Regions from separate parts of the Homo sapiens genome. Here region 2 is linked to region 1. Evidence: read pairs that join two places in POLR2A ChIA-PET (ENCODE). Cell type or tissue: A673. All regions are shown on one strand.

What was found. Peaks named below come from ENCODE experiments on the same cell type or tissue, not always from the same donor. Only the 100,000 strongest peaks of a DNase experiment are listed, where the experiment ranks them.
Region 2: POLR2A ChIA-PET joins it to region 1 with 5 read pairs; 1 of 35 experiments calls an interaction of 5 or more read pairs at or near these places.

The regions. Positions count from the first base shown.
Region 1 is chr13:36,965,016-36,970,015 of GRCh38, forward strand. It overlaps ALG5 (ALG5 dolichyl-phosphate beta-glucosyltransferase), which reads right to left. Exons shown (of 10, transcript NM_013338.5): 8 at 560-711. Among named protein-coding and RNA genes, the nearest start is that of ALG5, 32 kb to the right of the region's middle. In A673, no CTCF peak of the experiment used is centred here; no DNase peak of the experiment used is centred here; H3K27ac peaks cover 1,997 bases.
Region 2 is chr13:36,539,887-36,544,886 of GRCh38, forward strand. No RefSeq gene overlaps it. Among named protein-coding and RNA genes, the nearest start is that of CCNA1, 110 kb to the left of the region's middle. In A673, a CTCF peak has its summit at 2,474; a DNase peak (open chromatin) is centred at 2,445; H3K27ac peaks cover 2,551 bases.

The DNA of each region.
Region 1 (5,000 bases):
TAAAACACTTTTTCAAGAGAAGGTTGCTTGTGAAGGAGACAGGGCTAGAGCTGGAAGGGCACAGCAGGGTCAATGGAAAGGGTTCTGGGAAAGATGTGATGGAAGGGAAAAGGCTGAATACACAAGAGATGAAATACATGGACAGGATTAGGTTTTGACAAGGTGGAAGGAGATGTAGAGGTCAAAAGATCGGTCTTAGGAAAGACACCTTATCTTCCGTAGAAGGAAGAAAAGAGAAAATGGGTGCCCTATTCTGTTTTGATGTTTCTGAGCTTTTTCTTTTTTCTTCAAAGGAAAAAAAATGTTTTCAGGCCACTCAATTTCTACTGTCTACAATTAAGGTGAACACACATAACTTTATACCATATTGTTGGGTTTGTGTATTTTCAAAATAAGATCCAACTCAGGAAAAGTATAAAGGCAAGATCAAGTTTACATACATTATTGTCAATTTTGTTTAAATCTACATGTTCATTATAAATATACAGGGCTGTTTCTCATTACCTAGAAGATGGCTGGGTCATAAGACAGACTGGATACATTCCAGTCAGAAACCTACCATCGTTCAACGTGTAGAGATGAAAACGTCCGTGAAGCTGCTTCTCGAGTAAATAATTTGAACCCACACTGTGTGTCCCTGATTCCTTTGACACAAAGGAACCACACCAGAAAGTGGAACCCATACATGAGAAGAGTACGGAAGTAAGAACGCTGAAAACAAAGACAAAATATAAATGACTTTTCCATTCATCTGTAAAGGAGACACTGAAAACACCTGGCTGTAGACAACTGTATTTTAATATTTAATTGACTGGTAGATCTTACATAAGAACACCACTGTTCCATGAGCTTCACCAACAAAGTATATTAAAGAAACAGCAAGAATGCCTACTGCTTGGAGCAGAGTAGAGGCACTAGGAAGCAGTTACTCATTTCCTGGAGGTTGAGTCAGACAAGCGGCCAGGGCTTTAGCCTACCAGGAGAAACAGGTTTGGGGCTGCTGCTGTGAGCAAGGAGAACGTCTTGTTTACTTACATATTTTATGCTGCTTTGCCCCACATGTATTTCAGTTTCAAAAAAGCTGTCAGTTTCCAGGATGTATTGACAAAACAAAGCACAGATATAAGCCTGCAGTTGATACTTAACTAATGAGAATATTGACAGAAGATGTATAGCAGAGTATCATGAAGGTTATGGACTAGAAAGGAGTTTGAAACAAACACCTGGTCTTTCTAAGCATGCCAGAGATCTAATTAAATACATTTAAAATATTGAGTTCTTTAATACTTTGGATATTAAGATTAAGTAGGTTTTAATCCCATCTGAAGTTTCACTACTGTTACTGATGATTAATTTTATTAGTAGTAACAGAATATTCCATTATTCATAAAACATAGCACATTTTAAAACATAAGAACATAAGATTATTATCACTGGATTCCAGACTTTCACATTTAAGATTTAGTAAAAGATAGGATCTTTCTAAAAAATAAAATAACAAAATTTTTTTTAGAGACAGAGACGCCTTCTGTTGTCCAGGCTAGAGTCCAGTGGTGTGGTCATGGTTCACTGCAGCCTCAAATTCCTGGGATCAAGTGATCCTTCTGCCTCAACCTACAGAGCAGCTGGGATCACAGGCGTGTGCCACTATACCCAGCTTCTTTAAGACACGATCTTTTAAAATGTTCCTTAGTTAAGGCAATAGACTCAAGTAATGATGCGTTACTTACATACATAAGCAACCTATTAAGAGTCTATTAGAACATTTAATATCTCATACTATGGGATAAAGGTCCCTTCCTCCTTTTGGCTTTTGCTTTTCAAAATTATAATTTTTAGTATCGTTCTTCCTTTGCATGGCTTTTTCCATCAACACCAAACAGAACCACAGTGGAACAGAGTAACAAAGAAAAAGCACCAAATCAGGCGAGGTGCGGTGGCTCACACCTGTAATCCCAGCACTCTGGGAGGCCGAGGCAGGTGGATTGCTTGAGGTCAGGGGTTCAAGACCAGCCTGCCCAACATGGCGAAACCCCATCTCTACTAAAAATACAAAAATTAGCCAGGCATGGTGGCACACGCCTGTAGTCCCAGCTACTTAGGAGGCTGAGGCAGAAGAATCGCTTGAACTTGGGAGGCACAGGTTGCAATGAGCCGAGATGGCGCCACTGTACCCCAGCCTGGGTGACAGAGTGAGACTCCAACTCAAAAAAAAAAAAAAAGAAAAAAAGAAAAGAAAAGAAAAAGCACCAAACTAGGAGGCCTATATTGGAATCCTGGCTCCGTTACTAATTAGCAGGGTGACCTTCAACAAGTTACTTCAGCCCTCTAAGTCCATTTCCTGATAAAATGAGAATAATGCCTACCTCACAAAGTTATTATAAGGATTAAATGAGATTATTTTAAAGAATATAGCGAAGTGTTTGGCACAGAAAATAACAGGAACTCAATAATGTTCTTCATACAGGAAGAAAGCTTGAAAGCTTACTTTACTCTCCTGACCACAATTTTACTTATGTATTAAATAGGGCAGGAAGGAAAGGAAGAATAAAATACTTATCTATATGGTATGTAAAACAAACTTTTAAAAATGATCTAGCACTTCTCATTTATCATCTAGAATCATTAGTTATGGGTTGATGTAAATATGTCTTACCTCTCTAAGTAGATAGGGCAGAAACCTCATCTTAAAATACTTTAGGAATCTCACAACAGCTTGCTCAGTGCCTTCCATACAAAATACTTCCAATAAATACTGGTTGACTGATTAAACCTCCAAAAGAGCACTTATGCTTAGGAAAGGAACAAATAGAAATTGAAAGATAGAAAAATAAAAATTAAAGGTAGAAAAACAATACCTATAAATTATTCTCCTTGAGTGATTTTTAATGTGATTTGAGTGAGCTTATTTGTTCGCAAATAAAACTATTCATGACTGCTCTGGCTTGGATGTTAATAACAGGATTTTTGTTTGCTTTAGGATAATGGCTATTTTTTAAAAAGCAGAAAAATGTAGAGTTCACATGAAGACCTTAAGTTATTTGATTTCTAACATATTTAAAAGCTTAACAAGGTTAGTCACAAACAAGATAATCTTGTTTTTGTTTTTAGAACTTTGCAAAATATCTTAAAATTTAGAAGATACCTAAAATATAGGATAGACTTATTTAGTTAAGTGAAGCTACTAAAAGAGAGAAGGCTTATATGATCTTCTGAAATGGCCATTTAAAACATTAAGGAAAACAATTTTCACTGTTTCAGTGTTAACGCTAGTATCTTCAATGTTTATAAAATGTAAACAAGAAATTAATTCAGGTGAAATTTAAAGGTGACTTCTAATTTCATTAACTTAAAATAAGAAGTTCAAAGAAGTCCCAGGACTTAAGCAAAGACTCTTTAAACAAAAACTAAAAACATTAAGTAACCACTAATGGATTCTATTTTTGAATCCTTTTAAAATGATAAATTCAAGAATAGCCAGACCATATATAAACATTACCGTTATACAGAACACATGGGAATGTAAGCACTTTTAAGGATGATACAAGACTCTATCAGGGCAGTGTCATGTTTGTCTTCCAAGGGAGCAGTAAAAGAGGTGGTAGAATAATTGAGAAATGTAGAAAAATATCAAGGAAAGATGTTTCTGAACATTAGGCAATAAGCTACCGAAGTTGTCATTTGCTATCTTGATTAGTTCTTTTATAATTTTCTCATTGTCCACAGATTGATCACCATGCAGGGGTTTATTACTGACAGCACACGAAGGGAAATGGAAAGCCATGCTGCAGTTTTCTAGACATGAGGCGGATGCATGTCTTGTGCCTTCTTGGAGACAACCTTTTGTGAGACAGCTATGATTCTATAAGAATAAGCTGGACTTGAACAAGCCTACTGAGCAGTAGTTGTCATAGCATCTGCAGCGGACAACCAATGATCTCTAGTGAGTATCAAAGGTTATCCCTTCTTTCTATAGAATGGCAGCCAATTCTGTGGGAATCAAGAACACTAAACCAAACACTTGGTTTTAGAGCTGAAAGAATGGATGGATGGAGACAAGATGAATTATAAATATGTGGTTCCTGCGATTGATCCCTTGATACCTGGCTAAGAGCAGTACTAGGTAAAAGATTTAGACCATAGCATAAGTCTCATTTAAATACTAGTGTATTTCTAGGAAAAATTCAGAGTTTTCAACCAATGCAAGTTCTAAGTGAAAAGAATTTACACCATGAAAAACAAAACCAAAACACATGGCTCCTTTCTACAGCCACCACCAACAAATACAAGAACTATCTCTTGCCTATATTACTCACTGGCTCCTAAGTGTATTTGGCTATTTTTCCAAACTATCTTTTTTCCTTCACCAAGTAGATTATCCTTTCTCATCTCATTAATATATTTTAAAAAAAAAAAGAAAGAAAAAAAGTACTTAAAAAACCATTAAATTAGTATTGATCTATTTTCATTAGCTGTTTTAGTGTGCAAAAACAAATTTTTATTTATTTTATTTATTTATTTATTTATTTTTTTGAGGAGGAGGTGTCTTACTCTGTCGCCCAGGCTGGAGTGCAGTGGCCTGATCTCAGCTCACCTGCAACCTCTGCCTCCCGGGTTCACGTGATTCTCCTGCCTCAGTCTCCCAAGTAGCTGGGATTACAGGTGGGCGCCACCACACCCAGCTAGTTTTTGTATTTTTAGTAGAGATGAGGTTTCACCATGTTGGCCAGGCTGGTCTTGAACTCCTGACCTCAGGTGATCCGCCTGCCTCGGCCTCTCAAAGTGCTGGGATTACAGGTGTGAGCCACTGTGTCCAGCCTATTTGTTATTTCAACACAGATAACTGTATTTATAATATCATACTATTTTTTACAAACAACCTAATATTTCAGGTTTTATCCCATGTTATTAAATAGTCTCCATTATCATCAGCTTTACTGGCTGCACATTTCATCTAGGGCTATAGCTGTATTTCCTATTGTGGGAATTTAGTATTTAAT
Region 2 (5,000 bases), 430 kb before region 1:
GAAGGTGCCTGCTTCTCCTTTGCCTTCCTCCATGATTGCAAGTTTCCTGAGTCCTCCCCAGCCATGTGGAATTGTGAGTCAATTAAACCTCTTTCCTTTATAAATTACCCAGTCTTTTGTATTTCTTCATAGCAGTGTAAGAACTAACTAATACATATATCAACCCCTATTCTGTGCTATGTCCTTGAAACTGTCTCCAGGTGAGGCAATCACAGGCTCACCTTATTTTTTATTTTCTTTCAGGGATTATAGTTTTATCCTGACTGAGCTGTTGTTCAATGTCTGAGAATAATTGTTTCATATAATTTGTTCAGTGTTCTAGCTTTTTCATGAAAGGAGGCCAATTTCTGCAGAAGTTAATCCTTTATTGGTGGATGTGGTACCTGTTAGGTTGTTTTCAAGAATAAAAGGATATAGAGGACAGTTTCAAATATGAAAGAACTTGGGGGCTTTAGTACTCATAGCCTTTTTTGAAAAAATCAACACAATTACAAAATGTAATCAATTGAGATCAATATAAAGAACTCAGAATAAAGAAACTGTGGTAACATCCTTGGGATGGAGCACTGCATTTATACATAAAACTAAAATTGAACAATTGTAGAACTCATGGCTACTTTAGTGTTATAGACCTTGACAAAGCAAAAGTAAAAATGTTAGGCAGAAAAGGAAGTGGAAAGAATTATAAGAGTAAATATTTTCATCATTTTTAGGGAGGAGTCAGTTGAAACTTTCTAAAATTGAGAATATAATTTAAAAAATATAATAACTCCAACCTCAAATGTTCCAATCATTGTTTTGTAAACACTATAGGACCCTTACAAAAACTAATATCTTATGGTAAGAAAACTTTAATTTATATGCAGTTTTACCTAGTTTTTAAATATTAAATTAAAATAACATTAATTTATTTTCTAAAATGGCTTTCTGTCATTCTCTTACTGTAAAATTATTTCCATCTATCCATTTTCTCCATCTTCCTATCATCCATGTGTCTATATTAATGTATGCAAAGAAAGATGTCTGCAATGGTGTACATCATGTTATCACACTAATTATATCTTGGTGCTGAGATTGTATAATTTGTTGCTTTTTCCATTTTCTTTCCTGAGTCCATTCATTTTGTCATTTATTCAGTAAATATTTAGTGAATTTATACTATATGCCAAACATTGTTCTACATTACAAAGATACAATAGTAAACCAAACAAAAGAAGTCTATGTCCTCATAGGGTTTATTTTCCACTGTTGGGAGATAGAAAATTTCACAATAAATATAATATTCAATGTAGTGAAAAGTTACATGAAGGGAGGCAGAGTGAGGATACTGTGTGAGGTTTAGGTTGAGGTTAATATTTTTTGCCTATGAGTATCCAGCTGTTCCAATACCATTTGTTGAAAAGACTATTCTTTCTCAGCTGAGATTTTTTGCACCAATATAAAAAAAAATCAGTTGGTTGTGCTTCCAGGGGTCTATTTATGAACTCTTCAGTCTGTTCCATTGATCCATCTATCTATTCATCTGCCAGTCCCATACTGTCTTGGTTACTGTAGTTATATAGTAAACTTTTAAATCAGATAGTGTTATTTCTGTAATTTTATTCTTCTTTGTCAAAATTGTTCAGCTATTCTAGTTTCTTTGCTTCACCATACATTTTTTTAACTCAGCATGTCTATATCTACAAAGAATCCTCCTGAAATTTTGCTAGGATTTGCATAAAATCTATAGATCATTTGGGAACAATTGGCATCTTTATTATATTGAGTTCCATATTTCAATCCATGTACGCAGACGTCTCCAATTTTTTTAGATCTTCTCACTCAAATTTTAAATATTAAGCGTGTATCATTTTAATAACACTAAGTCATTATTCTTTAAAGACACAAAAGATCTTAAGCACTGGTATAATTTGGCACTACCAATGTCTCTAATCTTTTAAAAAATATTTTCATTTATTAATTAATATAGGGACTTAGTACTGAGCTTGCTGACTATTTCTCAATAGTTCACAAATTTTTCAAGAGTTAGAGATCATCTCAGAGGCTTATTAAAATGTATATTCCTAGGCCTGCCCCAGGGATTCTGGTTCATTAAATCTTGGGTGGGGCCCAGAAACCTGAGTTTCTAGCAGGCACATCATGGGATGATGAAATAGGGGTCGCTGCCACATTTGGAGAAACACTGACTTAGTTCTTTGTTTTCTTGTGTATTTTCTTCTGCCGTCTGTCTTTTTGTCAATAGTGGATGCGAGGAGAATGAATTGGATATCAAAGTCATACAAATATGTTTTGCAGCTTGAGTAAAAGCCCTAACAAAGATGTAATGGAAGAGGTTGATGCTGTTGTCTTATATAAATCTCTTGGGCTGCTTGACTTCTGCATTTCCAGTCTATCCAGCTTCAGAGTTCCATGAGAAATGAGCAGCTTGTCATACACAGGAAGTCCCACTGGGGCACATTAGAATTTAGTGAATGTGCACAGTTTATCAGGTTTTTAATATGATGTGCTCATCTAGGCTTGACTTCAATAGCAGGAGTTTCTGATACAGTCCAATGGTCAATTGAATAGAAAATGTAAGCTTCATGAAAGTGATGCATACGACCTGATTCTATGTGTGTATGTGATTCATAAGAATAACATTCAACTTCATCCAGAGTCCTTTGCCTTCGATAGGAAGGGTAGAAAATGGCCTATAATCTGGATAAAAGGAGCTATGGACTCGTGAAATACAAATTACTAACATTTTATTCTTCCATATCAGTCAGCAAAAGCTCAGTGCAAATACCTTTCTGTTTCAGTTAGAAGAGGCAGCCTGCTTAGACAGAAACCAAGGGTTGAGACTCTGTGACAGTGTGACAAAGTAGCACAGGCTGTAAACACAGCAGACCAGGGGTTGAAACTTACTGAAGCCTCATATTAGTTGTGGCTTTTTGGGCCAGTAACTTCACCTTACTGTGCATCCATTTACTTATTTGGAAAATGAGGATGTGAAAATATTTATCTTCAGGATTTTTCTGAATATTAAAGGAGCTGGTGTGTCAGAGTAAGCAACCAAAGATATTTGTTTTTAAAAAGTGGATTCCAATCTTTATTTCTAGAAAGCATCTATCTGGTGCAGCTTATAATTATTGCATCTTCTTCTGACTGGCAGCCTGGGTTGGTGGGTACTACATACTTGCTACAAGAATGATGTAAAGCCCTAGCAGAGGAGTTAGAATTTAGAGGGTGCACATTATTTGTGCAGGAAAACTATTTCCCAGGGAGCAACAAGCCAGGCAATAGCTGGCTGATGCCACAGCTTCCCTGGAAAATGAGAAAAGTACAAAGGGCGGTCTTTTGCATCAGTCTTCTGGCAGGAGGGCCTCACCAGGGATCCCACAGACATGGAGAATCAAGCTGATTAAGGCCCAGTAAAATTCTAGGACACCCAACTTTCTTCCAATTGCCTTACTGGCCCATGCATGATGAATCAGTCCACCTGATGATAATGTCTTACTTCTTGAATTGCAAAATATGCTGAAATAAAGAAAAAGAACAAAAGCAGACAGCTACTCTCAGGCTCTTCAACCTGCAGCAGATTTTATGGCTTTCCAAATAATTTTAAAATGTTAATTGACTAATTGCTCTTATTTATCATCTTTTCAAGCAGTCTTGAAGTCAATTGCAAAGGTGTACTCCTTTGACCTAATATAGGAAGACACAGAAATAGCACGATCATTGTCAGTTTGTGGCAGACAATGTGTTTTGCTTCCCAGCTCTTTCTGGTAAGCACTGAAGAATCCACTTCCCATGAGAAGAGACAATCTCTACCCACATATTTGAACAATAAGAAGATTGCATTTAGACCATTTGATAACGGGGCTTTCAGCACACACACACACTCCCACTTGCCACTCTGGAGAGACTCATAACTCATTGGGATTATTTGTTCTTGGAGGAAACCAAGCACAGAGAGGCAGGAGACAGATCACAGAGACTTAGATAAATATGCCTAATTATAGACTGAGCTATTAGCGTGACATGAATTGCTGCTTCTGAAAATGATCTGACAGCCAGCGAAAGCTCCTGTGTCGCTGGCCTAGGCTGTCTGTTAGCAAACAGGGATCTGCAGGAGCAGCCCTTACCTCCATTCTCTCAGCTAGCTCTGTGGCTCCATGCTTCACTGGCTTTTCCCTTTGCTTTGCTTGTGAAAATGAGCTCCATCTTTCAAATTGCTTCTGTTTTTCATGGGTTGAACATAGCTGCTGGAACCTTCATGCTTTCTTGGGTATTGCTGATGCTTCTTAACTTAATAAACTTTAACTTAACAACAGTTAAAACCCAGATTGACACATGCTGAAGGAAGAGCCCCATATATCTAAAGCACTCAGCTCCATCCCAAACTGAGAGCTTACAAACCTGCTCTGCAGCCTCTCCTGCTGCAAGGAAACCTCTTTGTTCTTAATTTGTTTGATCAATGTAATTTATTTAGATCAAATCTAACACTTGTTCCTTTCAAAATTCTCTGTGTATAATGAATAGTAGGTGAACATTTATTTGCCTTATTTTATAGCATTGGGCCATTTATGAGCTTCCCCCCTCTGCTTGCAAAGCACCAATCTTGTCCAGAAAAAAAGACAAAGGATTTTGGAGCTTGGCTATGGATGTAGTGTGTATGGTGAATGTGCATGGCACACAGAAATTTTCATCAACGTGAAATGGGTGCTCAGCCTCTGGCTGCGTTTATTTGGGAAAGAGGCTCTTTTGAAGTATTTAGCACTTCAGCCTGGGTGACAGAGTGAGACCTTGTCTCAAATAAATAATAAATAAATAAATAATTCTTTCTTTTGAAGTATTTAGGAAAGAGTCTGGAAACAAATACGGAACATACAAAATGGAGTGGGAATGGGAGTTATATATGTAACAGGGATGTTATTTAAAATCCATTAATGGGCTTTCTTTTTACCTACGTGAGTTCTTTACCTTGGTCCTGGTTGGCTCAACGTATCTGTATGCAGGGT